2 separate regions of the Mus musculus genome follow, and region 2 is linked to region 1. The links are chromatin loops, found by intact Hi-C in ENCODE. Cell type or tissue: gastrocnemius. All regions are shown on one strand. Each heading gives the region's core, and the rest is flanking DNA. Links, peaks and the distances in the headings are about the cores only. Region 1 holds the start of Gm30338 (a long non-coding RNA gene). Region 2 has its middle 9.2 kb from the start of B3gntl1.

The links. A loop is a pair of places that touch in the nucleus more often than their neighbours do. Peaks named below come from ENCODE experiments on the same cell type or tissue, not always from the same donor. Only the 100,000 strongest peaks of a DNase experiment are listed, where the experiment ranks them.
Region 2: it touches region 1 in a loop (2.2-fold over the local background); 2 of 42 quality-filtered maps call a loop at or near these places.

The regions. Positions count from the first base shown.
Region 1 is chr11:121,782,796-121,798,024 of GRCm38, forward strand. The region is part of intron 1 of Gm12589 (a long non-coding RNA gene); the gene reads left to right. Gm30338 (a long non-coding RNA gene) reads left to right here and starts at 12,135. Exons shown (of 3, transcript XR_389244.3): 1 at 12,135-12,300; 2 at 13,233-13,358; 3 at 14,492-14,551. In gastrocnemius, for the core only: no CTCF peak of the experiment used is centred there; a DNase peak (open chromatin) is centred at 7,996; H3K27ac peaks cover 5,736 bases.
Region 2 is chr11:121,674,743-121,689,971 of GRCm38, forward strand. No RefSeq gene overlaps it. Among named protein-coding and RNA genes, the nearest start is that of B3gntl1, 9.2 kb to the left of the region's middle. In gastrocnemius, for the core only: a CTCF peak has its summit at 6,130; a DNase peak (open chromatin) is centred at 8,726.

The DNA.
Region 1 (15,229 bases), core at 4,736-12,735:
TCCTTTCTAAAATTTATTTCTTAATCATTTTATTTGTTTACATTTCAAATGTTATCCCCCTTCCTGGATTCCCCTTCATGGACGCCTCACCCCATTCTCCTCCCCTTTGCCTCTAAGAGGGTGCTCACCCACCAACTTACCCACCCACTCACTCCTGCCTCACCCCTCTAGCATCCCCCTTCTATGGAGCATCAAGCCTTCACAGGACTAAGCACCTCCCCTCCCACTGATGCCAGATGAGGCAGTCCTCTGCAACATATGTAGTGGGAGCCATGGACCAGCCCTTGTATACTCTTTGGTTGGTGGTTTAGTCCCTGGGAGCTCCAAGAGGTCTGGTTAATTGATATTGTTCTTCTGATGGGGTTGCAATCCCCTTCAGCTCCTTCAGACCTTCCCCTAACTCTTCCATTGTGGTCGTCCCCATGCCAGTCCAATGGTTGGCTGTGAGTATCTGCATCTGTCTTAGGCGCTGGCAGAGCCTCTCAGAGGACAGCCATACTAGCTAGGCTCCTGTCAGCAAGCACATCTTGGCATCAGCAATAGTGTCCAGGTTTGGTGTCTGCAGATGGAATAGATCAAACAGTGAGGTGATTTCCGGATGGCCTTCCCTTCAGCTCCATTTTTGTCCCTGCATTTCCTTTGACAGGGACAATTCTAGATTAAAAATTTTGAGATGGATGTCCCATCTCTCCACTGGGGGGGGTCATGTCTATCTATTGGAGGTTGTCTCTTCAGGTTCTATCTCCCTGCTGTTGGGTGTTTCAACTAATGTCATCCCCACTGGGTCCTGGGAGCCTCTTACATTCTTCATATCTGGGACTTTCTAGTGTTCCCCAAAGTTCCTCACCCTCTCTGCTACTTATTTCATTCTCCTGACCCACTAGACTTCTCTTCCCATACCTGGTCCTGGTCTCCCTTTTTCCTCCCCTCCCCTCTCCCACTCAGGTTCCTCCTCCCTCTGCCTCTTGTGATTATTTTGTTCCTCTTCCTAAGTGGGTTTGAAGCATCCACACTTTAGCCTGCCTTCTTCTTAAGCTTCATATGGTCTTTGAGTTATATTTTGGGTACTCTGAGCTTTTAGGCTAATATCCACTTATCAGTGAGTACATACCATGTATGTCTCTTGGGATCTGGGTTACCTCACTCAGGATGATACTTTTAGTTCCATCCATTTGCCTACAAAGTTTGTGAAGTCATCATTTTTAATAGCTGAGTAGTACTCCATTGGGTAAATGTACCACATTTTCTGTATCCATTCTTCCATTGAGGGACATCTGGGTTGTTTCCAGCTTCTGGCTGTTATAAATAAGGCTGCTATGAATATAGTGGAGCATGTATCCTTGTTACATATTGGAACATCTTTTGGGTATACACCCAGGAGTGGTACAGGTGGGTCCTCAAGTAGAGCTATTTCCAATTTTCTGAGGAACTGCCAGACTGACTTCAAGAGGGGTTGTACCAGCTTGCAATTCCACCAGCAATGGAGGAGTGTTCCTCTTTCTCCACATCCTTGCCAGAATCTGCTGTCCCCTGAATTTTTGCTCTTAGCCATTCTAATTGGTGTAAGGTGGAATCTCAGGGTTGTTTTGATTTGCATTTCCCTGATGACTAAGGAAGTTGAACATTTTTTTTTTAGTTGCTTCTCATCAATTTGAGATTCCTCAGTTGAGAATTCTTTGTTTAGCTCTGTATCACATTTTTTTTTACTATGCCAAGATACTTTATATTATTTGTGACTATTGTGAAGGGTGTTGCTTCCTTAATTACTTTCTCAGCCTGTTTATTCTTTGTCTAGAAAAAAGCTACTGATTTGTTTGAGTTAATTTTATATTGAGCCACTTTGCGGAAGTTGTTTATCAGGTGTGAGAGTTCTCTGGTAGAATTTTTGGGGTCACCTATGTATACTATCATATCATCTGCAAATAGTGATAACTTCTTCCTTTCCAAGTTGTATCCCTTTGACCTCCTTTTGTTGTCTTATTGCTCTAACTTGAACTTTGAGTACTAGATTGAATAAATAAACCTTGTCTAGTCCCTGATTTTTGTGGGATTGCTTCAAGTTTTTCTCCATTTATTTTGATATTGGCTGTTGGTTTGCTGTACATTGCTTTTATTATGTTTAGGTATGTGCCTTGAATTCCTGATCTTTCCAAGACGTTTAACACAAAAGGGTGTTGTATTTTGTCTAAGGCTTTTTCAATATCTAATGAGATGATTATGTGATTTTTTTTTTAGCTTGTTTATACAGTGGATTACATTGATGGGTTTCCTTATATTGAACCATCCCTGCATCTCTGGAATGAAGCCTACTTGATAGTGGTGAATGGTGGTTTTGATGTTTTCTTGGATTCAGTTTGTGAGAATTTTACTGAGTATTTTTGCGTTGATATTCACAGGTGAAATTGGTCTGAAGTTCTCTTCCTCTGTTGAGTCTTTGTGTGGCTTAGGTATAGGCATAACTGTGGCTTCATAGAATGATTTAGGTAGTATTCCTTCTGCTTTTTTGTGGGATAGTTTGAGAAGCATTGGTATTAGGTCTTCTTTGGAGATAGAATTCTACACTAATAGGGCAGTTTTAAGGGGTGGTTTCTAGCTTGCTTTCTGTTTTCCTGGATATATGTGAACACATGGCTCCTTACCCCATATAGGACATCAATTATAGAGCATAAACTACAATCCAAACTGAATCTATCTTAGAGAATCAATGCATCTATTTGTTTTTATAGGAGCATGTGTAGGGGCATATTTACAGGAGTATTGGTGACCCTAAAATAGCTACATTAGCTGTGGAGCACCTCAGCCCCAGAAAACCATTTTCTTTCTATGTACCATGCAGGGCAGGGCCTGTCTAGATGTGATGTTTATGATGCGGAAAGGAAGCAGCAAGATCTATGTCAGAGACATTGTAAGACTATCAGAGCCAGGCGAGGCTCTGAAAGCCAGCTATAGGAGTGTCGCTTCAGGAAAATGGGTTTCATGGGGCACTTGGACATCAGAAATTAACCACAGAAGCAGACGCTTGTCCTCTACAGCTGCCATTTGAAGGGCATTCCCCATAGCAAAGCAAAGCATGCTGAATCCCAGAGCTTCTGATAAGAAGGTTAGGGCCTCACAAGTGGAATTAGTGTCCTTGTGAAGAAGCCTCAGAGCATTCTGTTGCTTCCTTGACCAAGTTAGAATTCTGTGAAACAACGCTGCCTATCAGCTAGGAAGGCAGCCCACTCCAGAACCCATACACATTGGTTCATAGTCCCAGACATCCACCTTGCAGATCTTGATAAATAAATTATGAGCATTTAATCAGTGGTTCGTTGATATTGTTTTGTTATGAGTGGACATGTGTCTGCTAAGACAGGAGTCTCTTCTATCTTTTTACCTGGCCCTTTCTGACATGACCAGGGCAAGGTTTGTGCACAGAAGTGGAAGTTCCTGGCACAGCTAGTTTCAGAGTTGCATCTGGGATGCTTGAGACATATTCTTGAAAATTGCCATGTGGTTCATATCCACACTCTACTTTATTAGAGGGCTAGAGTTGAGTAGTGCCATGCCAATGCCCTTTTGAGTGACTCCAGCCCACATCCCCCTTGCACCAGGACTTGTTAGAGCCTTATGCAGGGTGGCAAAGACTGTATAGGTGATGTGTTCTGGGTGGGTTTGTGTGTCCTATACTGTTTTGGTAATGTACACTATGCAGGGTGGCATACTTTATGTGTGGGATGGGGTTGGGCTCCCAGAATCAGATGTGCGCATGCAGGAACAAAGCTGCAACAAACAACATAGGTATGCTTTGGATGTCTGGAAGATGCCATCCATTTCTTTCATAATAAGCCAATCTTCTGTGGCAGACTTGGTCTTGGTAGCTAGCTTATAAGGTATAGATTTCATAGCTATAGTTACAGCTAGAGATGAGGTAGGGATAACTCTGTCAATAGGCCTGGGGACTGACTAGGGAGCAGATTTTAGGCAGTCTTGTACCTGTTTATCTCAGTGGAGATTTGGGAGGGGCTTTGGTTGGTGCTTTTTAGGTTGTTTTTTTTATTTCTGCAATGATTATAGTCTATGTACTGTGCCAGGCCTAGGGATAAAAGATGTTCCTCTAGCAGGAAATAGAAAGAGTGCAGAAAGCATCACTGACTACAGCTCAAGGTAGATACTTGTGACCTTTCACCCCCAACAGCATGCTAGGGGCTTTCTCATAACGAGGCTGAGAGTGTGGTTTGGGTACCTGTATGACCGATGATGTTTGCAGCCTGTTTATAGACACGGTGAGGGAAATGAAATCCTTAGACTCCTGTTCTCACCTTCTCTGCCCTAGACCACACTTCCAACAGATATGGTAGAGAGAGAAATCCATTGGGCAGAGATACTATCCTTTGAAGGCCTTTCTCCTCTTTGGTAGGAAGCTCTAGAGTTGAGATCTTTGTGCTGTTTTAGGGTTCCCCGAGTAGGTCTTCTAAGCAGTCAGTTGCAAGGGTACACAAATAACACAAGTAGAAATGCTGAAAGAGGTCTGTGTCTCTCAAGTATCGTCCTCATTTTTATTTAGTTCCTCCAATGTATCATGTGATAGGAGAGGTTGATGTTCTCCTGCTCCCTCTTAGAGAGGCTCTTTTCTGTCTTTGAAGGCTCTTTACTTTTGTTGTTATTCTAACTATTTTCAGAGCAATCTGATGAGTGTCTCACATAACCTCTGTGCACTCATGGTTGGGCTCAGGTGATGTTCACAGTAGGTGGTGGTGTGACTATCCCTTTAAGATCCATGATTTGGAGAAACTAGGGTGGCTGGCTTTGACTGTGAGATTTTACTCACATATGCAGATCAGATAGGTAGAGTCTTTCTCCAAGCTGTCTGATCCAGAGGGATTCTCAGGCAGTTGGCAGATGTCCAGAAGGACCCTACCATGTGTATGGTAGCTTTCAGCTGGGTGGTGAGTTGGATATCCTATGTTTCCTCATCCCCAGTTATTCACTGCTAGTAAAGACTGGATTTGAACTCTAGGTTCCCCACATATGTTCATGTGTGTGTACATGTGTGGACATATGTGTGCATGTATATACATGGAAACCAGAGGTCAAGGACATGTCTTCAATTTGTTCTACACTTTATTTATTTTTGAGACAGTGTCTCTCATTGAACCTGGACCCTAGTAAATTGACTAACCAGAAAATTACCAAGATACCTGTGGTAGGATTTTTAGGTGCACAGTTCCATAACTGGATTTTCACACCAGTACTGGGAATTAAACTCAGGTTCTCATGCTTGCCCGGCAAGTGCTTTACTAGCTGAGATCTCTCTCCAAGCCCTCCCAGTGTTTGTTTGTTTGTTTGTTCATTTGTTTTTTACATATAGTTTCTGCAAGACAAAGCAGGGCCTGGGTCTCCTTGATGCCATATTTCCAAACTCCACAGGAAGATATAGGAGGGGTGTGTACTGTGGCATAGGCCTTAAGGTGACCTCAGGTGTTCTGGGCAAGCAGTTCAGGCTGTAGTAATAGAATGGAAAAAAAGAGAGACTCCTGGTATAGATGATTACATGAGATTGAGCAAAACCTTAAAATACTTCCCCTCTGAATTTGACTTTATAAGGCAAATTTTAATAAAACAGAATATCCTTCCTTTCACAATCCTAAATTCAGATTTAATATGTGTGAACTCAGGGAACCACCATTTATCAAGGTTTCACAGAGTTAAGTCTTGAAGAGTACCATCATAGCACAAATTCCACAAGTCGGAATGTGTGTCTTGAGTTTGCTTCTTACCTCTGTCCGAGAGTGTCCAGGGAAGCAGTATCTCTGAACCCAAGTTTATTTTTCTGAAAACTGGGTGGGGCCTAGTGAAGGCATTTACTTTGTTTATTCACTGTGACTACAAAAGTGATGTAGAAGCCCTTTCACAACTTTAATTATATGTGGCACGTAGGGCAGGATATTTCCAACCTCTAAGCCTCATCAGTTTAATGTTTAGGATATACAAGTCATTCCTTGTCTATGTATGTATGTATATATATAAGCATCTTCAAGGGAAAGATGAGTAACTGAGACAAACAGGCAGTGTGCATGTGGTTCCTCAACCATGGTGTTCTCAGTGAAATTCAAATTAAAACAGCAGTAAGACCAGAATCCCTGCCAGAGGAGCTGTGATGTCTGGTGGGAAGCTTCTAGAGACAGCATGGGTACAAAGAGCTAGACAGGACATGGCTGCCTGGAACAGCACCGGTTTAAGGTTAAGAGAGAGCTTTAGGTTTCCAAGGGAGGAGGATGGTCCTGGCCAGCATTATTGTTGATGGTGAAAATGACATTAGGCTGGAATTCACAGAGCCTGTAGGTTCCTAGTCAGTTTGGAAGGGATAAGTTTACCCTAAGCAAATTTGTGGAGCATGCTAGAAAGCCTTGGAAGATGGCTTGGGTCCTCAGGTGAAATGATCTTGGAGCAGGGAGCATCTGGACAGGTGGTCTCTTTGAAGTCTGGCTCCATCCATAGAAAAGGAATAATGAAACTTCCTCAAGTCAGGGCCAGACAAACCTCCGTGTTGAAGGCTCCAGTTTCTGGATCTCCAAGAAAGTCCAAGGTCCAAAAAGAAGTCCTTGCACTGTTTTAGAAAGTGACGCTGAAGGCAGGAAAGAGGGAGAAAGTGGTTCTGACCTCGGTCTTACTCTCCTTTGAATTTGTGGCACTTCAGAAGAGTGGCTCAGAGTTGTCTTCTGTATCAGTTATGAGAAGCAGAGCTGAGAGAAGCTGCACAGGCTAAAAATATGAAAAATGTTTGTTACTGACATCAGAACCAACCTTGGTTTTTGTTGTCAAGCAGAAGCATACCATGGTAGAGGCTATGCAACGGCTGATGCTCAAGAAAAGCTGTATTGGGGTTTCTTCTCACAGATGTAATGCTGCCATTCTCTTCTGGAGGCAGCACAAGTGGTACCCTCCAGCACCTTCCCAGGCACTGGCTCCTCTCTGCTTCTGTACACATCTCCATGGCTTGGTTGCTGGGGCGTTGCTTCCTCTTTTAGTCACTCCTGGGACTGCCGGCTTTGCATTGCCTTTTTGTTTTCCTAAGAAGATGAATTGAATCTTGTGATACCAAGGCCATGTTTGGATCTTGCCTTGTTGTATGGTTCTGGCCAGAAATGTTGATGACATTTTTTTCATCCATGCCTAATATACATTTATGGGCACAGATTCTGTGGGTACTGGCTTCAGGCCCTTTACAATGCTGCCAGGGTCACAGATCTCCTCATCTTGTACTGACTCCATTCATGAGATGATTAAGGAACATACTATTGTTGTCTTTTAAGTTTTTCCTGTTGCCATGACACCCTGACAAGAGCACCTGAAGAGATAAACGGCTTACTTTAGCTCACAGTTCAAGGTATCATGGCAGGGACACCAATGAAGAGGAACTTGAAGATGGCAAGTTATGTTTACAGTCATAAGAGAGCAATGAATGCACATTTGGTTTCCATTTTCCATTTTATATAGTCCAAATGCCTTCCCCGGGGAACGGTCCCACCCACAGCTGAGATGAGTCTCCCCAAACGAATTAATATAATCAATATAATTCCTCCACGGCACACCCAGAGTCCCATCTCCCAGATGATTCTAGATTCTGCCAAGTTGACAATTAACACTGATCATCACAGGCAGCCTGCCCGATGAGGAGTATCTTTCGCTTTTTCTATCACATTCCACAGTTGGTGGTAGTGGTATTTTTGATTCGCACAAATGGATGTTGAGACTCGAAGAGCATAAACAACTTGCTCAGAGCCACATGATTATGACAAAACAGCCAGGATTTGGACCAAGTCTGGCTCTAAATCCCAGAACTTCTCCTCCTTGCTGTCATGTTCTGTACACCAAACACAGTGACCACAGCTTCAAAAAGTACCTCCCTTCCCAGTGTAACCCTGGCGCACTGGAGCAGCCTCACAAACATCTGCACTGGCAGGTTTTTGGCAGGGTCCTGGGGGCGGAGGCTATGCAAGTCTCCTGACAAGGGTAAGGGTTTGGGCCCAGGACCAGAGCTAATCCTGATTTGGGTGACCTGGCTGGTTTGGTCTGAAATCAAATGCATGTTGGCAGAGGCTCAGATACCATGAAGGTTAGCTCAGGGCAGGGTAGTGGTGTCATCAGCCATGATTTAGCCTCTTGGGTGTCCTGTTCTTTCTTGGCTCACTTTTGTTATTGTCTGTGTCAGTCACACTCCCTTCCTTCATAACAGGATGGCAGACAAAGCTGCTGCCCTGGGCTGTTCCAGCTACTGAAAACACTGAGATAAGCCCCTCAAAGCAGAAATCCCTATGATTGCAAAGTGTTCACTCCTTGACCTTGCTCTTTGAGAGTTGTGTCTGTCTGTCTGTCTTTCTGCCTGCCTGCCTCTCTGCCTTTCTCTGTCTCTGTCTGTCTCTGTCTCTCTGCCCCTGAATTGACTCTGACAATATTGCAGAAACATCCCTGATAACTCTCTTACATTCTGGAAGCCTTTTCTAGTTGAAGGCCCTAGATTGAATATTCCACAATTATCAGCTGAAGAAACAATCACAGTTTTTTGTCTCACAAAAGCTATACTTCTGGGACTCCTATATTTTCTCTCAGTTCTTCTGCCAATTTGCTTATTCTTTTGTGGATTAACTTTTTCCCCTTCAAGGTATGTTACTGAGCACAGTAGAAACAACTAATTCATTCTGGTGATGTTTTGTTTGGAAAGCTCTTTGCAAAGCCAGGGCTACATTAGGTACATTTCCTGTTTTCTAGGTTATTGGAGGCACTTTTGTGATTTAAGACAAAACAAAACAAAAATTACATAACACAATTTGCCGTTTCCCTGCTTTGGGCCCCAGATCCTTTTCAGCTATTGCTACAACAGTGCTGTACACTAACTGCCCTGCTGATCCCACTGGGTTAGGACTTCTCTGAATTTCCGCTTCTGCCGCAACATCTCATATTAGAGTCACTCCTCATCCCTCTTTCTAAGATCCTGTGGAAGATGCAGAAGCATGATAGGGCAAGTTCCAGACAGAAACTGCAAGAGGGTTAGCAGGATGTGTTTTGCCTCTGAAACCTTTGCTCAGAACAATTCCTTGTTCTGTTGACCACATTCCAATATTTACACCAGGTTTCATGGCCATCTGTGGTACTGAGGATGGGAGGAAAACAATCTTCTGCTATGGGGTGGCTGAAGGATTAAGGCAAGGTAAAAATAGGATAAGCATCCTGCTCTCTCTTGTAGAGAGGACAGATCTCCAGCCAAGGCCAGCTAGGCTACTCCTTACATGACCTATGACCTATAGCCTCTCATTAGCTTTCTTTGAGCTGCAGCTGAAATGAAGATCATCTTGTCCAGATAAGAGCTAGTTGTAGGATTGATAGGCACCACCTCTTGGCCATTACCCACACTTCATCTGGAAAGGCAGAGGACTGAACATCCTGCATGGCTCCTTGTATGTATTGTCTCATCTGATAGGATTACATTGGGCAAACACTAGCCAAGGGACACTTGGAGCCGTCAGAAACTGGGAGAGACAGGAAAGAGCCTTCCTACCTTGGTATTTCCCCTTTGCCCTCCTGGACTATTAGAGAATATGTTTCTGTAGTTTTTAGTCAGTTTATGGTTATTTGTGTGATATAATGTTTACTAGGAAAGCTCATGTGGTAGGTCTTTGATACCCATTTAACAAGTGGATAAACTCAGGTTTAGTGTCTAGTTAATTTGACTCTGGCAGAATCCATCCTGCTACCAGCACCCATGCATTGCTCTGAGACAGACCATAAGCAAAAGATGGGAGCTGGAGAAGTAGTGGTGAGGCCTGAACAAACTGACACATAAGAGACTGTTAGAGAAAAGTAGCAAAAATAGAATTTGCCTCATTTGGCGTGCTTATCCTCAGAGAAGCAGGCCCTCAGGGCTCCGTGTCCACATGCTTGGCCCAGCCTAACCCTCTTTACAGAGACAGTTAGAATGTCCCACCATCCAGTATCAAGGAAACAGGCCTCTTTTCTGTTTTGATCAAGGAGCCCCAAAGTTCTGACCTTTCCTTACAGCTGGGAGAGTGTATGCTTGGTTATTTTATTTTATTTTATTTTATGTTCATTGGTGTTTTGCCTGCATATGAAGGTGTCAGATCCCATGGAACTGGAGTTACAGATAGCTGTGAGTTGCCATGTGGGTACTGGAAATTGAACCTGCGTATGTTGGGTGGGGATATTGGAGACTTGTTGGAGCTAGGGAGTCAAGAGGACCTTCTTGGAGAGTAAGGAGTCCAAATTTCTATGTCTAGCCATGAAAGAAAATAAGATAGGAATTCTCAAACACCTGCTGCATCTAGACTCTCATGGGTATCTCTTTTCTCTTAATTTTTTGGTTCTTGATGGGGATGTTGACATGCATCTGCCACATTGTCATACTGGAGCAAGTAACTGTCCCTCATGGGCTCATGAATGGAGAATATTGTACATCTGGATAGACTACACCTAGAGCCTCAATTACTCCTGACTGGGATGATGAGACTTAGGATATTTATGTAGTAATTTATACACTTCATAGTTTATTTGTTGATTATGTAGCCCAGGCTGACCTTGATCTCAAAATCCCAAGTGTTGGGATTATAGGCCTGTGTTCCAGACTGCTGAAGTTTGGGAGTTTAAAACTGGTTTATATTTAGACTTTTGTAAACTTGAACTTAATATTAATGGGTTAGATTTCTATAGATGCTGGGATTATGTGAATGAATTTTATGTATAAAATTTTGGAGACCGGGTTGTGATCAGCATAACAATTATCTCCAAAGAAACCAACATCCTAGTCCCCAAAGCTGTCACTATGCTGTGCTATATGTCAAAAGAGGTTTTGCAGATGAAAATGAGAAAAGATGATGAGATAGTTCTGAAAGAGTTACAACATCTTTAAAAAAGGGAACAATACTATTAGCACCAGAGTAGATGTAAGGACAGAAGCGGAGGTCGGAGGGGTGAGATTGGCTTGGAAAGGGAGGGAGGGATCATGAAGCATGGGCAGCTGGGAAAGTCCAGAATTAAGGTTTCACTTGGATCTTTTTAGGAAGAGGGTGATCTTGCTAAATCCTGATTTTTTTTTTTTCCCAGAGAAGCTGTTTTTGGAGTTCTGTTATTCAAAACCATGAGATCACATACAGTTTTTTGAAAGTTGTTTGAAGCCACTAACTTTTCAATGGCTTGTTTTAGCAGAAGTAAGAAAATAATACAGGGCCATGGTGACGAGAACAGCTAAAGAATAGGCCTGGAAATGAAGTTAAGGAAGAACTCATTTTCCATAGGGCATGATACCCTGTGTGGGATGTCGCTGATAAGCTGAAAGAACACTAAGATTTGATGCCCAGATGGCAACTGGTAGGCCACTTATGAGCCCAGCTAAAAAAAATTGTGTGTGTGTGTAATGGAGAAGATAACGTCTCCGGGAAAGGATTAAGAAAAGTGTAGGATATGTGAAGATGACAATACTATCTTCTTGACTGTTCCTAGTAAAGGGCAGAGACAGTCAGTGGCCAAGCCTGCAGGCTTTGTATGGTGACCCCATTGACCTGACTGGTGTGGAGGGACCCAGCTTGGAGGAGGATCACTGTCAAGCTCCTGAATTAAGGAAGTTCTAGTCTGGGTGTGTTCACAGAGTTGGCTAGGGATCAGGAGATGCCTGGAGGAAACACATGGAAATCTTTTTTTTTTTTTTTTTTTGATTCCTTCTAATTTTTCAGTGAAATGAGAAACAATCATCTCTTTTCCACTTGCTAAATGTGCTGAGCAGGCTTGAGCGATGCATGCAGTTCAGGAGCAGTAGAGATGGTTGTGCATGCAGCGTCAATAGTATTTGGTTGGAGAAGTAATACACCATCCAACTAGCTTGTTTTAAACTAGACAAACACTCCAGATCTGCCTGCTGCTGGAGAGCACAGCCCAGGGCTCTGTTTGGAGTGGGGCTCTCAGGGTGCTGAGGTCAGCTCTGTTTGACATTCCTGATGTGTGAAGGGCGGCTTAGAACAACAGCACAAGCTATGGGCGTGCAGCTCCCTGGAGCTATTCCAGAGGCCCTGCCTGAGAAATGTTTTAGTCTAGAGATTCCTCCCCAATTTTAAACATCTGTTGGTGCTTGTGGAAAATAAGGTTGGGATTGTTTTGCTCACAGCCCTGGAAGCTGTTTGCAAAGCTGATGATGGATGCTATACACTTTGGCTCAAGTTAAGCAGCAGGGTCCCACCTGTTTGTTGGTACAGTTCAGCTGTTCCCAAGATTGTGCAGGGACTGAGACACATAGGCATCAATGGGTTCCCCGAGGTGAGCTGTACTGGCTTTCGGCTTGATACTTCTCTGCACTCAGATTGCTTTCGGTTACATGCTCAGTGCTTCCCTGCTTCCTCTTCTGTCTACCTTTGTAGAGTGTTAGAGTGAGCTGCTTCACTTCTTACGTACTGGTTCCCTGAGCACACATCAAAGCAAACTTAAATCTCACTTCACATCTCCAATAGGCCAGACATATAAGTGTAGCATTTTACTTTATTATTTTTAGTCAAGTTGAAGCCAGATTGGAGTCCCATTTTCCCTACGATGATGAAAATATGAAACTCGGGCATTGCAGGTCACCTTACCCTGATCTAGAAAGACCATCTAGATCCCGAGTTGCCTCTGTTCTGGCCTCCTGCTTTTCTAATGTTAGGGTCCTCTCTTTCCCTGGCCTCCTCAAGCACTCTTCCACCAAAGCTATGGTCCAGCCTTGCTGATAGACTCGTGGGTGCTGGGTACTGATCTTCATGAGCTGCCCTTCTCTATATATGGCCCCCTATCCTGACTGGGGTGCCCTATGGATCAGTGCCTTTGCCCACTGATGTGCAGTATATGGATGGGGAATAATGAGAATAAGCTTTGGCCCCTTAAGTGACTGTAGATCACCTAAAGAAGGTTGTTTTGTGTTTACTATAGCACTGTATAAATAGATCACTCAGAAAATCAGGAAACTGGGGTCTGGATATGTGTTCATAGTCACATGACTAATATTAGTAGGACAAATCCCATGTTTTCATTCACTCCACAGCAGTTCTCTGATTTTTACAGAATATCGACACACACATCTGTCTTCCTGTCTTTCTAAAGTCCATCTGTCCTGTTGTTCATGATTCCTTCTCTCCTGACCATCTATGAAGAACGGAGGGAGTTGTTCACCCTCAACCCCACAGTATTGCTCACTGACCATCTGTCTTCTCTAACCACAGCCTCCCTGTCAAAGGCTGAGCTCATCGTTTCCTGCCCTCCCATCAACTCCAATCCATGAGCCATACAAGCAACTCAAATGGCAACCTTCAATGGAGGCCGTTCTGCAGATGGTAAAGTAGAGCTATGTGAGTCAAAGGAGGAAACTCTGGTTTCACTGTCCACACCCAATATAAGAGGAAGGACCAAGATGCTGGGGGTGGGGGCCCACCCATAAGACCAAAGGTCACCCTAGTGGGAACAGTAAATAGATTAGGACACAGCCACATAGTGAGAGTGACACTTGTAGATTATAAGCTCTTGCATTAACCTCATTCCTGGGTAAGGCCTGTCCTCATGTTCCTGATTTAGTGCCTGCCTCTCTGTGGACAGTGCCATTGGATAGGTACTTTAGGATCAGTGGGATGAGGCTGAAGCCAAAGACCTTCAAGGCATCTACCTGGGTAACTTGGGGAGGATGGCTTCATGCCACAGAGTCAATGGAGACTTTGGACAAAGGACCAGACACACTTGTCCACTCTGAGAACCTAATCTCAGAAAAGAAAGTCTGGTTCTATTGACAGACCCCGAGAAAAGATGTGAGCTTGGTGGCATGATGGCATATTCCTCTGAACACTAATGATGGATGTGAATTCTACAGTCATACCAGAATTAGTGGCTTTACTGAGAAAGAAGGTGCCAGACTGGTACTTGGTTTGAGTGCAGATAGACAAGGAATCATTAGCTGTAGGGCACTGGGCAACAACTACTCTGCCTTGGTCCCATCTATAAATAGTTGAACAGCTATGGATAAGATGTAGTTAGTATCCATACCTAGGACCATGTCAGACGATTTTGACTCAAGTGCCTCTCCTTTAACAGCTTTCCCTAGCTAGCTTGCTTAGTACTGGCCTCTGTGTGGAGTATTACTGGTAGATCTGGTCCACTGATTACCTCTCAGGAGTAGGGCCAGTGCTGGAGACATGATGGCAGATCCCCAGGTGATATAATCTCATACCCCTCATCTGTATAACCTCATACATCTGACTCCATTATTAACCACCCACTGATTGAGTTGTATTTGGATTCTTTTGTGATGCTCAGATCCTGACCTGATCTTGACATTTTGGCACCTAGATACAGCCTAACATGCTCTGCTGTTGGGGGTGAAGGCTGGTATTCTGTGTTCACTCCATGAGCCTGCAAAGTGGGACTAACTCATAGCATATTCATATTCTCTCTCTCTCTCTCTCTCTCTCTCTCTCTCTCTCTCTCATATCAGCCCTGGCTCTGCAGCTGAGTATGGAGTAAGAAGCTAGAGGTCAGCCGGGCATGGTGGCGCACGCCTTTAATCCTAGCACTTGGGAGGCAGAGGCAGGCGGATTTCTGAGTTTGAGGACAGCCTGGTCTACAAAGTGAGTTCCAGGGCAGCCAGGGCTACACAGAGAAACTCTGTCTCAAAACAAAACAAAAACAGAAGCTAGAGGTCACACATTGTTAGTGCATGGGTACATGCTTACATATGCACATATGTTCTCCTTAAACAGCTTCAGAGAAAAATCCCAGAAATGGGGGCAGAGGAATGCAGTACACTGTGCCTGGTGGATCCCTTCTATTGCTGTACAGGAGCAGGTAGGACATAAGACCAGAAGAAGAGCCTCCCATGCGTATATGGGGATGCTGTTTCTCACATACTCAGATTCCTACTTTAACTTATGTGGGTATCCTGAAGTGAAAGCTGCAAGACTTCTCATGTGTCAAGCAGGTTTGGCTAAGGTCAGAACTTTACCCCACTGCCTGTTTGGGGAGGTATGAAACCCTTCCCAGGACTGTCTTCTCAACATGGTGGGAGTCTGGAGCCCCAGGCACTCAGGTTCTGGTCCCAAGAAGCAGAGAAAGATACGGAACATCCAAAGCATCTCTTTAGGTTACAGCAGGTAATCTTCTGACAGGATGCTGACCTTATGTTGTGTCAGTTCTTCAGGGCTAGGTAGACCCTTGATCAGAGTAAAGTAAGAGC
Region 2 (15,229 bases), core at 2,456-10,455, 110 kb before region 1:
GGCTGCTGCTCATGCATTCAAATTATTATTATTATTATTATTATTATTATTCTTTCCTCAGTAGAAAACAGTGGCCTACTTTTTCGCTCCCCAAAAGGAAAGAACCTACACTGTCCCTGGCAGTTCTGCAAAGGAACCGAGTACCCTTAGCAATCTTAACAGCTTAACTTCTGGAGATGCAGTAGTGCCCAACCTCTTTCCACAGTCTGTTCTAGGCATTGCCAAACTTTTTCCTACCTGTATAAACAGGGTGTCCACCCTCTTCCACGAAGCTGGAGCAGAGCTATGATGGGACCTTTGCAGGTCACTGTGAGAGAACAGAGCTATGATGGGACCTTTGCAGGTCGCTGTGAAAGCTCTCTAGCTCACCTCACATAGAGAAGGTGAGCAGGAGCTGTGTACAGTGGGTGTGCTGTGTCTAGCAGTATGCTGCCCCTCTTACCTGGACTAACCCGCTCAGGTTACTACTCTTAAGTGCTCTAAACTAAGGCATATGGGTGTGTCTGTGAGCACCTCTTTCACAGAAAAATAAAAGTTTTGTTTTAAAAATTAGATCAAATGCAAAATATTCGGTAGCTTGTTACAAAGCAAAGCACTATGTCATGTATGATATTTTTACTGAAATTGCATCTTATCTGAAAAGCCAGTAAAAAATAGCATTAAGTGAGTTGAGTAGAAATACAACCTTATCTTTAAGTCTGACCAAGGCAATCTGAGGATTTGTTTTCAAAGACCCAATGGTCTCTCAGAGTTAATGTGTGGAGAATAGTTTCATTTCAAATGACTTAGTAGTAAGTAGCATTCTAGCTCCAGAGTGACCTGAAGATAAGGAAGCACAGGTAGTTTCTACACCTTTGTGTTTGGAGTGGGCTGCACTGCTTCCATCTCACCTCCTGTAATCTTTTGCAGCAAGAAAGTTCCTTTTAGATGTACCCTCCAACACAATATGTGTAGACAGTATCCTCCAACACAATATGTGTAGACAGTACCCTTCAACATAATATGTGTCGACCCCCCCCCCCCCCCGACAGGGTTTCTCTGTGTAGCCCTGTCCCAGAACTCACTTTGTAGGCTGGCCTCAAACTCGAAAATCTGCCTGCCTCTGCCTCCCAAGTGCTGAGATTAAAGGCATGTGCCACCACTGCCTGGCATATGTAGACATTCTTAAAAATATATTTTCTTTAGTGTATAAGAGTGTTCTGCATGCATATATGCATATGTACTGTGTGTGTTAGCTGTGAAGGCCAGAAGAGGGCGCTGGATCCCCTAGAACTGGAGTTACAGATGGTTATGAACCAACACGTGGGTGCTAGGAATCAAACACAGGTCCTCATAAGAACAAACAAATCTTCATGACTAAGCCTTCTTGGCAGACCTAGTATTGTGCAACAGTTTTCTCTGATATCGAAACATTCTATCCTGCAGGGAAGCTCCTTAAACAGGAAGGTAAACAACTCAAACTACCTTCTGGGAAGCTCCTGAAACCAATCAGATTCACTAGGTTCCTCCCTACCAAATTAAACAATAAAAGCTGAGGAAGTCCCTCTCAGACTGTAGGAAGCTGAGCTGCAAAGAAGACTGAGATCAGAATAGCTGCCTTGAAGAAGCAGAAGCCAGCCAAGCTGCCTGGAACAGGTTTAAACCAACTGAGGCACATAAAAAGGACACTCTCCAACCTGTTGGGTGGCCTGCAGGCTGTGCACTGACTCTCCAATCCCAGCTTTTGTGAGCTGTCATCCATGCTGGGGTGGGCCTTGGTGATGAAGCTGTCTTTTGAATCATTTCCACTCCTGAAAGCAACAACAATAAAATGCTTTGGTCCACCAAATTGGACTCGGGTGGTATCTATCTGTACTTTGGTCTGTCATGACAAAGGGTGAATAGTTAGTTATGTGTGCTCCATAGCCCCAGGAAAAGTTTTGTCACGCAACACCTGGAAACTCCTTTTTGCAAACATTCAGAGTGCCAGAGCACTGCATAGGTTCATGGTGGCAGCAGGTGCTGTTCTGAAATCCAAGGGTTGTGGGTCCTAAGCTTGATACCCATGAGGTAGGGTATACATATTAATTCTGGGCTTTTCTACAACCCCCTTGTTCCCAAATAAATGACACAGCAACCTAATGTTTATTAAAAGGCTTCAAGCACTATAGCTGGACAGATAACTCATCTATTCTCACCTGATCATGCTGGTCTGGACTAATTTCCAGTCATGCACCCCATTACTTGCCATCTGAATCCTGCCCTGGCTCACTCTGCTCCTTGTGTGTCCTCATGGCTGCTCCCTTGGTGACCTGCTCATGAAGAATCCTCCTGGTCCTTCCCTGACCCTTCTGTCTCTCCTTGGGACCCCCTGTCCCTACTCCCCAACCCATCCACTCCAGCTTCCTGGCCCTGGCATTCCCCTGTACTGGGGCATATAATCTTCGCAGGACCAAGGGCCTCTCCTCCCACTGATGGCTGACTAGGCCATCCTCTGCTACGTATGCAACTAGATACATAGTTCTGGGGAGTACTGATTAGTTCATATTGTTGATCTTCCTATAGGGTTGCAGACCCAACGTTTAGTTCCTTGGGTAGTTTCTCTAGCTTCTTCATTAGGGGCCCAGGAAAATAATTTTTACACATCACTGAGACATGAGATGCTCTAATAATCACAGCGCCAATGTCTGGACTGCAAGAACATCTCTGGGCATAGAAACCAGCATCTGAAATACACAGCACACAAACTATTCCCCAACAGTAGGGAGTCTCACCAAGATACCATCAAAGGCCCAGGCTATGGGGACTGGCACCAACACAGGCAGACTGTGGGAAGTGGGCAGGGCATTGTGTTTACTGTATTGAAAACATTTGTTCTCAAATCAGGAAAGAGGAACAGGGATGAGAGATGCTGGTGAGTAATTATGGGCATCTGAAGGAGCGTGATACAAAACTCCTGAAGCTGTGGCTTGATGCTGCTTATACAAAATGCTCAGGAAAGCTACCTATGTCTTTAGAGGCCCCAGTGCTAACTGCCCAGGACTTAAAGAGAGGGCAAACTATTGTGGTCTGAAATGTCATGTCTCCCAGGCTCCTGTATGAGAACCTGGCCCCCAGAGGATGATGTTAGATGGGGCTTTTTAGGAGATCCTTAGTTTGTTACATTAGTTGCCTTACACAAGACACTTGAGGGAGCGCTACATCCTATGCCATGCGAGTGAACACAAGAGGTACCATCTGTGAGGAAGTTGCCCTCACCAGACACCGAGTCTCCTGGTGATGATGAACTCTAGAACTATGAGAAATAAAATCCTACTGTTTATAACTCACCCAGACTGTGTTTGGTGGTGGTGGTGCATACCTTTAATCCCAGCACTCAAGCAGCAGAGGCAGCAGATCTCTGACTAAGAGACCAGGCTGATCTATAGAGTGGATTCCAGTACAGCCAGGGTTACACAGAGAAATCCTGTCTTGAAAATAAAAACTAATACATAAAAATTAACTTACCCAGACTCTATTTTGTTATAGCAGCCAAACACTCTAGATGCTTGTTTATAAAATGTGCAATTACATGATACTGGTACTGGAATCAAATTGCATGATGCTGGTACCGGAAGATCTACATGGGTATGACAAGATGTGGGTGTTGCTGGGCCCTCATGATGGTCTTCCAGGTATACCACCAGCGGAGATCAAGGTGAAAGCTTTAAAGCAATAGCCAGATGAGCGCTCAGGACAGCCGAAGGCTCAAGACCTCCAGCGTTCTTTCCAAGTTTACAAATGAAACAGACCTCAATTTACCTCAACTGAACCTCTCCCCACTGAAGGTCAGGATACTTGGATGATAGATAACAGTACATGGTGACCAGCACATCTCAAAAAATAATAATAATAAAAAAACCCCAATCCTCAAGAAGAAAACAGGCTATGATTATACAAAGCTCCCACTTCTAGGTTACCTCACTATTTTATAGGCTAGTTTTATCTCAGTCTCATTCAAGACCTATAGCTTATGCTTTTTAGAAATATAATGTACAGGCCATAGACTTGCTGTGGACAAGATCCCAAGAATTCTGTCTTTCAGCAGCACATGCTTCTAGAATCCAAATCTGGGGATTAGAGTTTCTATAAGGCAACCCTGTGATGCAGTCAGTAGGAGTAAATCCTGTGTGATGTGTTCCTGAATGAGGGTAAACCCTTGTTGTGTAGCAGTTTCTTCCTAGATTAAAGCCTTCCATCTTGAAGGAGGAAACCTCTTAAGACATAGACTATATGAGAGGAGGTTGAAACAACCACATATTTTATGACAGGGTGTTCTAAGGTGTACCGGCTAGTTTTGTGTATCAACTTGACACAAGCTAGAGTCATCAGAGAGGAAGGAGCCTCAGCTGAGGACCCAGCTGTTAGGCGTTTCCTCAACCAGTAATCAATGGGGGAGAGCCCAGCCCATGGTAGGTGGTGCTATCCCTGGGCAGGTAGTCTTGGGTTTTATAAGAAAGCAGGCTGAGCAAGCCATATGAGGCAATGCAGTAAGCAGCACCTCTGCATGGCCTCTGCATCAGTTCCTGTCTCTAGGATCCTGCCCTGTTTGAGTTCCTGTCCTAACTCCTTTCAGTGATGAACAGCAATATGAGAGGATAAACCAAATAAACCCTTTCTTCTCAAACTTGCTTTTTGGTCATGGTGCTTCATGGTGTTTCAAAATTGACCGGATTCATTAGGATCCTCTTTCCCCAAGACTATATAAATAGTAAAAACGTTGAGAGTCACCTTCAGACAAACTCAGTCCCCTGGAAAGAGCAGAAACCAGCTGTCTTAGTTAGGGTTTTTATTGCTGTGATAAAACACCATAACCAAAAGTAATCTGAGGAGAAAGGGGTTTTTAGCTTATGATTCTTACATCACTGAAGGAAGTCGGCAGGAACTGATACAGTGGCCATAGAGAAGTGCTAATTACTTGTTCACCTAGGCTTGCTTAGCCTGCTTCTATTATACACCCAAGGAACACCTGCCCATGGGTGGCACCTCCCACAGAGTGCTGAACCCTCCCACATCAATCACTAATTAAGGAAAAGCACTGCAGACTGTCTTCAGGCCAATCTGGTGAGGCCATTTTCTCAGTGAGATTCCCTCTTCCTGAATGACTCAAGCTTGCGTCAAGTTGTCATAAAACTAGCCAGCACACTAGCTCAGCAGTCTGGAAGAAACAGAGACCAGCCAAACAGCCTGGAAGAACCAGAAACCTGCTGAGCTTCCTGGCAGAGGCTCAGAGCAACTACATGGAAAGGACACTCTCTAACATGTGGAACTGTCTCCAGGCTATACTGTGTGTCACAGGTTTCCAGGTTTTTCTGAGTTGTCAGTCGTGGGGTAGGCTTCAGTGATATAGCTGTCTTTGAGTCATTTTCACTCCTATAAGTACCCCTCACCCATTCTTCCATAAGTAACACTAATAACACTCACTAGTTCACTGAGTTGGACTTGGTATTTGTGCTTTGGTCTATGGTCAGCTTTTTATCTGAGATGAGTAGACATCTGGACTAGACAGTACTGATCCTTTTGGGTCATGACCTCTGAAGAGGTGACCTTCTTCTCACATGGAGATCCTGGAATCCATGGGAAATGGTTTGAGGATGTGGCTAGAGCTTTTGGGACCACAGGCAGATCCTGAGAAAGGAAAGGAGAGCCTGAGATGCAGAACACGGATCCAAGTCATGATCTCTGCAGCACTCAGAACACGTCTGTGTCAAAGCTATGGGGGTATGCCTGTGGCCTCCATAATGATGAGGCTCTCTACACAGAGCCCCACTGCAGGAAAGGATAAGTCTGCTTTGGCAGAAAACAGGTAGCAAGCAATAAGGCATTCTCTGTAGAAACCATGTGTATAGCGAGCCTGCGCTTGTCTCGACCTGGATCCCAATCCCCCACACATAGCCGAGAAAACAGCCGGAGTCAGTGGTTTCCATATGGAGTGTTTTTGTTCTCGGGTACCATACAGGCTATAGTGATGCAGGAGAGGAGGTCAGAACATGTGGAGTCCAGAATAAAGTCTACCGCAGAGTTGAACTCCAGGCCTTGTGCAATGCCTAGAGAATTGTCCACCTCAGCAGAGGCTGGAATGGCTGGATCTAATCTAAGCCCCTCTTGTGGCTACTGAAGGAACTACAGATGTCCTGATCCCCGGGGCCCAACTAGCCACTGTCTTAACTTTTTATTGCAGTGATAAAACATCATGCCCAAAAGGAACTTGGGGCAGGGCAGTGAGCAAAGGGTTATTTCACTTACATTTCCACATCACGGTTCACCATTATAGGAAGTCAAAGCAGGAACTCAAGAGAGGAACCTGGAGACGGGTACCGAAGCAGAAGTTATGGAAGAGTACTGCCTACTGGCTCTCTCAACCTGCTCTCTTAGACCATCCAGAGCCATCTACCCAGCCATGGCACTGCCCACAGTGAGTGGGGTTCTTCCACATCAACCATCAATCAGGAAATGTTCTGTAGACTTGCCAATAGGTAAGTCTTATGGATGTATTTTCTTAGTTAATATTCCCTCTTCCCAGAAATGTATAGTGTATATGTGTATTAGTGTCAAGTTTATAAAAACCAGTCAGCACCACTTCTGGACTCAAGGAAGAACAGACACATGGTAGGTAGGCCCTGATTGCTGAAGGAGCATGACCCAGATTGGGAAGAAGATAGAAGTATCTTGACTTGCAAAAGGAACTACCCTGTTGTGCCCACAGAACTTGAGGATAGTTTGGAGGTGTTCAAGCCAGAGGCCCCTCTAGGTCTAGGATAATTCAAGGGTAGATAGCGGGTCCCTTTAGGTTGTATTAGGGTATAGCAAGCTATATTATCCACCTAACTTGAGCTGTCTGTTTGATAGAGGGGACAGGAATGTCCTAGGATTAACATCCTATTATATTCAGTGAGACATTGTTCTTTAAATTGTGGGCAGGAAAATGTCTCACATGAGCTACAATAATCTATGGAACTCAGAAATATGAAATGGCATGTCCATAAAAGTTTGCATGTAAGAGGGAGTGCTGGGATGGATCAGAGAACATAGAGGAGAGGTGGCAGGCCAGAGACTCTGGGAGCAACCTTATGGTCATGCCATTGTGCCACATAAACTTGTATACCTGAGGAAACACAAGGAAGGAAAGCAGTGTTGCTAATGTGGCTGTCAAAGCTAGTTGGCTTAAGAAGTTGACAGCCTCCACTTCTGATGAGACCTCCGGGGGAACCAGCTTCAGGGTCCTCCTTAGCAGTCCCTGACCTCACAGAAGGGATTTGCTGAGAAGCACAGGCTTCAGCTCCCAACAACTTGTAGCTCCATTGCAGCCAGTACAATGCCAAAGTATGTCTATGGAAACCTCTTTTGATCCATAGCTGCACCAGCTAGTGGGAAAGGCTGTGACTGGACAGAAGCCTGAGGTAGAGACTGAAGCCAATGGCTCGGGGCCACGTGGGACCTCCTTCTCAGCTCTGGCTTGTCCTAGCCAAGTGACCCTAGCCTGGTCATGCCATTGTGCCACATAAACTTGTATACCTTATTGCAAACTAGAGCCCACCCCTTAATAAAAACCAAATCACCCAAGGAAGGTGACAGGTGGCATACCTGGTTACCATAGCCCATGGTAACAGCCTTACTACTAGGAGGCAAACTGTGGGTTGTTAGCCTGTGTAGCTACCACTGCCCCTAATCTTCTTTAGGTTAGCTGTGAGCAATTCTAGCCCTTTGCTTTCCCATGGTCTATGGTAGGTTACATAATTTCAGGTTGTTCTCAATGGTCAAATCACTAAGGAGGTGGAGGCAGATGTCACCATGGTCACCCTGATTCCTCAAACATTCCTGGACATTTGCTCTAGAGCAAGATCCAGCCAAGTACCTGGGATGCTGGATAAGTTGCCCTAGAGAGCTTTCCAACACACTGGGGTCACAGAGTTGATGATGTAGGCTGCAACTGGTAATGCCTAGACTTAAAATCCGAGTCTATCTGTGGCTGTTGTATGATATAAAGGAAATTTATCCTTATGGTCACTGCCACAGAAAGGAAAGATTGGGTTGCAATGAGGACACTGATTAGAAGGTACTAGACTGAAGGGAGTTGTGTAAGCACAAAGGAGCTACACCAATGGATAGATATAGGGTCAGTAGTAGCCTAGGCTTCAAAAACTAAACTCAGCTTATTCAACTACAGTGGGTTCTTTTCTTGACTGGTGATTGTGATTGGTGAGCCTAGCCTATTATGGGTGGGGCCACCCCTGAGCAAATAGTTCTAGGTGCTATAAAAAAAAGCAGGATGAGCAAGCCACAGGGACAAGCCAGTAACCAGCATACCTATGGCCATTCATCAGTGCCTGCCATCATATTCCTGCCATGTTTGAGTTCCTGCCCTGTCTTCTCTCAGTGATGGACTGTGCTGTGGAACTATAAGCTAAAATAACCTCCCCTCCAAGTTGCCTTTGGTCAAGGTTTTTTTATCACAGCAATAGAAACCCGAAGGCAATATCAAATTCAGTCCTGCTCAGATGATAGTAGTCTGTGACTCCCTACTACTACTCCATTTGAGGGCTGCTTTAGGCCACCCCACCTCTGCCATCCCCCCATCTCCCACCCACACTGTCTGCTTATCCCTTCCACAGGAAGTCTTTCTATTAAGGGCTTCCAGCACTGTCTCTACACTGCTGGCTCTGTGGGGGCAGGGACAGGGTCTTTTTTGTGTACTGCCAAGTCCCCTTTTGCTGGCGGAGACCAACAATCACGTGAGCTGGTTGCTGATTCAGGTCCAGAATTCTGGGGCCAGGAAGTATCACAGGCAGCAGGGAGGAGAGGGGCTGGCTCCTAAGACAACCCCTGGAGTATTTGGGGACTGACTCCTCAAGAAGAGGGCTCGGCATGCTCCTCATGCTCAAGAGGTCGTTTGTGGTGCTTACTGAAGGTGGCTCCATACCAACCGTTCTAGTCCCAATTGTCTCCCAGAGGCCCTGTCAGTAGCAATAGGAACTGTGGCTCAGTGCTGGCAGCTCGAGGAGTCATTTTCAGAGACCAGTACTTAAGTGAACCTGAGATCTGGACTTGAACACAGAAGAGAATTACAAAACAAGACACTATCAAGCAAACTCAAAATTTATTAAGGAAAAGATAATTGTTGAGAAGGTAAGGTAGGGGGATTGTCAAGTTTAAAGTCAGCTTGGGCTACATAGTGAGTTTCAGGCCAGCCTGGGACAAATAGGGAGATCCTGTCTCAATAAAACAAACAAACAAATGGTTTTATTGCAGTTTTAAGTACTAGAATTAAGAGGGAGAAATAGTTGTTAAGAGAGTGTAAGTGGCTTAGAATGTTTGAGAATATCTTCAGAGTGAAACTTAAGTATTTTAACAATGATTTATATTTACATATATTACATACATACATACATACATACATACATACATACATACATACATGATTTTATGGCCCTTGAAATTTTATTGTTCAAGAGGTTTAAAATGTTTTGGCATACTTATTATACCAAATATTCTAAGGAAATGTTACTTCTGAAATGAGATTGTAGATGGTTTCTGATGAACTAGACAAGTATACAGATGAATAAAATGGAAATGGGTCAAGAAAAAGCCAAGGGAATCCTTTTTATATATAGGTCACACACACACACACACACACACACACACACACACACACACACACACACACACACACACACACTTCTCAGCCACCAAGGGTGAGGGACTCTTTCTCTCTCCCCATATCTCTTCATTTTCCCTGTCTTTCTAATCTTGCCTCATTCCAGCCTTTAAATACCATTAACACATGTGTGATTTGGGGAGCAAAGTTTCTGTCACATGAATTTTGGGTGATACTAACCACAGCAGTTTGCTTGGGGTACAAATTTGCACTTTCTCCTGAGGTTTGTAAATGTGAAGAGGTCTATAAATCATGAATGTATTAACAAATCAGAGGCATGGCTATAAATTCTAGGCTGGCACCTAAGACTTAAGGTTTCCTGGTTCAAGAACAGGTCTTTGGCTTTGTACTGTGCCCGAGACATTTACAAAGGGCCTTGGGGGAGGCTGGGTGGGATCTTTGCAGAGCTGGGTATAAGGTCCATAGAACAACCCATTGACAACTGAAGGGTTTCTCAGCAGCTTATTCCTCCCCTAGAACTGAGAGGGGTTGGCCCTGCTACAGGTTAACTTTGTCTTCCCAGAGCCTTCCTGGTTTTCCTGGGGTCCTATGGAGGGTTTAGACTCCCTGACTGTAGGAAGTCATCAAAAAGAGGCCTGTGGTGAGGGGCCCCAAAGTTAATGCTGGCTGGAAAGACCATATCCTGCTCAGTAGCCTGTAGTTTTGGGTGACTTAACACCCTCTTTCGCTTAATGTCTGCTCTCCTAAATAGTGCAAATATCAGAGGGAGTGTCAGAGGCTTCAAAATTCACAAGGTGTTGTAGGCATCTGAGAAAATAGGTTCTGGCACTCACCCTAGGTTGATATCATAAACTCTGCTTCAGTCATTGTTACAGGTACTGGGTCCTTAGTTTCCCCATGTTTCTGTCTAACTTAGCTTCCCATATGATCTGCTTTTGGGCTCATATAAACTTAGGGAAACACGAAGTGCTTTTCCAGCTTATTTTAAGGGACACAGAAAAGTATATAGACAAGCAGCCAGATGCGTACACATATTGAGTACCAAGAACCCTAAGAACATGACCTATGACCCCACAGAATTAGGCTGCACCACATTACATACCAACCCAGCCTCATTGTTTGGTTGGCTGGGGTGGGGTGGGCTGATGACGGGGGTAGGGGAATCTTCTCAAAAAGCAAAGTTGCTTCTGTTGTCCAGGAAATTCCAAAAGATTTCAGAGCTGAATCAGGAACTGGGACAGAGACCAAATACATATTTCTTATTATGTCATACTGGTGTCCAGAAGTTCAGGACACCCAAGGAGACTCCTACTCAGCACATCTCAGGACGACTCTGAGCAGGCAGTGAAATGTGAACTGTAGGCCATTTGTCAAAGACATCATCTCTGTAGGGCCATCCATCCCTGAGGGTATTCGAGTTGTGGATGACTCACTTTATTAGACCCACCCTTAAGAGATTTTACCTCAGCAGCCTGTGACCCAGGGCCATCAGTACCAGGAACACCAAGTTTAGTCACTACACATCCCGCCATCCCGCTGCTACTTCCTGTATGTGGAACTTCAGGACATCCTCACAGCCACCCCTGTGCTAATCAGTATTTATTTGTTGTTGTTTCGTCCCAGCCGTATTTTGTATAATAGAGGTGCATTACTTCTGCAAGGGAAGCCATGCTTCAGTCTCAGGCCTTGACTCCTAGCCACCCTTCCTGTTTTAGACAACATATCTTTTGGATCCTGTCCCCACAACAATACACATGTGTCCTTATCCAGACCATGAGTAACCATAGCAGGGAATACGTTAGGAAAGACATGCTACTAAAAGACTTCTCACCTGGAGACCCAGCAAAACCCTGGAGTGGGTCTGGTCCCACAACCAGTGTGTGCCTCCCGGGAGCACTGAGCCTCAGGTCGCTGCTGCTGCTTCTCCAGTGGGGTATGAGTCATGGTGAGCATGAAACCCTGGGCTTGAGGCAGAGGTCATGTTTTGTGTGCTGGCCTATGAAGTTTGCAATGTTGAAGCTGAGAACCCTGTCTCTTCCTTTTCTGGATTATGAGCTGAGCCCTTCAGCAATGAATCTTCATGATAAATGGTGAAGACAACGTCCCAGGTCAAACCCCAGGCAAGGAATCTCCTGGGACCCATTCCCCTCCCACCAGGGCTGTCTCCTTGCTGTGGACAGTTAAAGCTATAGCATCAAGCCTTGTTGGTATTTTGGTTTCTAGAGGCTAGAGCCTGGGTTAGGGGGTTGTGGGACCCAACCTGAGCCCCTCTTCACTCATCTGGCTACAGTTAGCTCTAGTTACATCTTCTTGTGTTTAAGTACCACACCTGAGCCAAGCAGTCACAGACCGAGGCCTAATGTTAGTCCTTTTGGAAATGACTTGTATCAGATCACACTTAAACGACAAAACCGAGTAGGCCCAGAGCTGCAGGGCTTGGCAGGCAATAGCTCTGTGTCTGGAGGCCATGGCCCTTGGGGAAGAGTCAGCTATTTTTGCCTTCTGAGGTTTAGCACTTCCTGTCTGGATACTTTGGAAGTACAGGAAACACATGAGGTTTGGCTGAGGGAAAGTGCTTCCCAGAGCACGAGCCTTGGGTGTGTGTGGGGCGGGCATGAGGGGGGAGGCTCTTTACATCACTGGAGTTGGAGAATTAGCAAGAACTGGCAAGAAGGCTAGTAGAGTGCCCTTGGGACTCACCAGAGGCTATCTTCCCAAGTTCACCTTTTCCAGAGGAAAATACCCTCAAACACTACTTAAATTATAATTTTAGGATGGAAAATAAGTCAAAGCTGTTTATGGCTATGGAAATCACGTGTGCGCAAGCAGAAACTAAGTGGGAATAAAACCTGAGTGAAGCCGAGACATGAGTAATGTAAATCAGCCATCCACTCTGGGGAGGGGGCACTTCCTATACTGTTGGAATCCCAGCAGCTATGTTCACCCTGTAGATACTGGCAAGGGATCTTGCTGGGTTCTCTGGAGCAGACTAGCAGTTCTAGGCAGACCTATTCTGAGCAAACACCCGAAAGTCTCTTCCCACAAAACTAACATGAGTCCTGGGGCCCTGTAGCATGACTGACCTTGAACTGGGTTTGGGACCTGGGCCATCCTCATCCCACTTCCTGGTCCTCATACATCTGGTACACATAGGCACACAACTCCACATGCTGGCCACGCTAGAATTTTCAGTGTCTTCTATCACATCCTCTTCATCCTTCGGGTAAGAGAAGGATATTCAAAACTGAGTTCCTTGTAGCTGTTCCTTGAACTGGCGCTCAGGAACATTGTGCAGGGCCCTCCTCTTGGAGGATGTGCTTTTGCAGTCAGGACCTGGTGGCATCCACTGTTTAGGACTCCTTGAGCCTCTATCATGTGTAGCGTTTGCTGGGTCTCAGTGACCAAGACGTGATCTGTCATTTGGTCTTGGCAGGTGCCATCCAGGGAAAAGAGAAGCTGTGAAACTTTTTGAGAAAGGGCTATGGCAGTGGCAGGGTAGACAGTTGGGAAGTGTCACCATAAACTGCTCCCTGAAGGTGACATTTGGCCTTCAGACTCTCAGCTTACTCTGAGTTCCACTACCCAGTGGAGAAACCCTGGGAAGGGTCAGAAGCAGGTGGAAGTGAACTAGTTGGGCTTGGGGATGGCCAGGAAAGTGACCTGGTGATGATGGTCACCAAGGGACATGGCAGCCATTCTGCCCACCCTTGCTAGACTTCACAGAAGCCAGGACAGACAAAATCCAAAACTACCCACAAAAGGGCTTCCTGTAAACACTTTCACTCTTCTCAGGGCTCCACCTACGCTGCTGGCATAACTGGCAGACCACGGGCATGCCACCCAGCCCCCAACTCTGTGCTTTTTTGAAGTTCAGTTTGAAAGCCAGATGTTATCCCATACACCAGCCAGCACTAGGCTGCCCACTAGCACTCTATAGTTTGTTCTGAAAGTCAGAAGTAAACCAGACTAACAGAGACTAAAAGTCATACATAACTCCACACATAGAGACACACACTCAGCACCCAGGAGTCCAAGACAACACATACTAGCACGAGGCCACTCCAAGGTGAATGGAGGGATCTTTTTATCTTCACACCTCTAGAACAGTCAGTCTTTTTAAAAAGCCACACATATTTATAGGTAAGAAGAATGCCGTAGGCCTTTCAGTTAGCACTACAGATGCAAACACAAATCCTTTTCTTTCCCACCTGTTTCCTTTATCTCATACAAAAGTGCTTCTAGAGGCACTGCTTCAAGGTCATGGGTAGGAAGACAGGTACTAAACCCTGGTAGGTGTGTGAGCAAGATGCCAAGCCCTGGACCCTCCAGAGAGTAAACAGGCTCCAGAAGGCAATAAGGGAGTGGGCATGTCCAGTGGTCACAGATGATGTAGCATGACAATCCAGGGTGGCTGCGTTCAAGAATAGGCAGTGGAGAGTCTGAGGAAGAGGGTCTGTGTTCCAAATCTCTAAAGAACAGAGAATCTGACCGCACTGAGCAGGGTGAGCCTTCCTCCCCACTTCCTCTCATCCAGTACTTTCACTGTGATACTGTAAGTTTACTTGGTTTACTTGTGCTTCACTGGTTACTGGTAGTTACTTATGTCTGTGATGAATACTTGTCAGTTGTCTACATCCAAAAGCCCCCGGGTCACTCCTCTTTCAGCAATATCCTGGATCTGAGCCCAGGGAAAGCCCTCAGGCTGCAGTTGCCTTCTTGGTCACTAACGTCGTCCCTCAGAATCTGGAATAATCTGTTTCCCTTTCTCATCCCTTTCTTCTTTTCTTCCTTCTAAAATAAATTTTCATGGTATAATAGCAAAGCCTAATCATTGTAGAAGTCTAGGGGAAATATTAAAGAATGTTATACAAGCCAATTATCCAGCTGATCTGGGCACACTTGGTCTTGTTATTGAATATTAATGTTACACTGTGTATATTCCTTGAGGTGGGAGAGTGGCCAGGCTCCGCTCCTGAGGACCTCATCAGTCACTGGGCACTCCGTCCACCAGTGGCCATCAGGTAAGTTTTCTCTTTGCTTAGTGTAAACACTTCCCTGAGTCCAAGGAAGTGACCACTGAGTCACCAGCACTGCTCTGGTGCTCTCTGAGGTAGAGGTATCCTCCTTAAGGCCTCAGTTGACACTCTCTACCTGACCCTGTCCCTCTACCCTTACAGCTGCAATCCTATAGTTTCTTTAGGCATGGCTATTGTGTCTTCCATACCTTCTCATTCCCCTTTTGGAATGCTTCTTTCTGACATCCAGCCTCTCCCCCTGGCACCTGACCAGTAGGGCCCCAAATTTAGTTGCTTTTGCCATCAAACTTGGCCTCAATTTCCAATCAATCCAAATGGTCACCTAATGGCATCCTAGATCCCAATACATCTGAGACCTTTACAAACACTGTGAGCAACTGGGGAAGTGAAAAGAGATTCCCCATTCCCTGCAATCAAGTTTTCTCTTTTCTCTGCTCCAAGCTGTGTTTGTTGACTGATCATCCAGTTGTGTCCCCACCCCCACCTCAAACACACACACACACACACACACAGTGTAAATGTCCTGTCTTTCAAGTTATAGTTGATGAGTCTCTAAGTT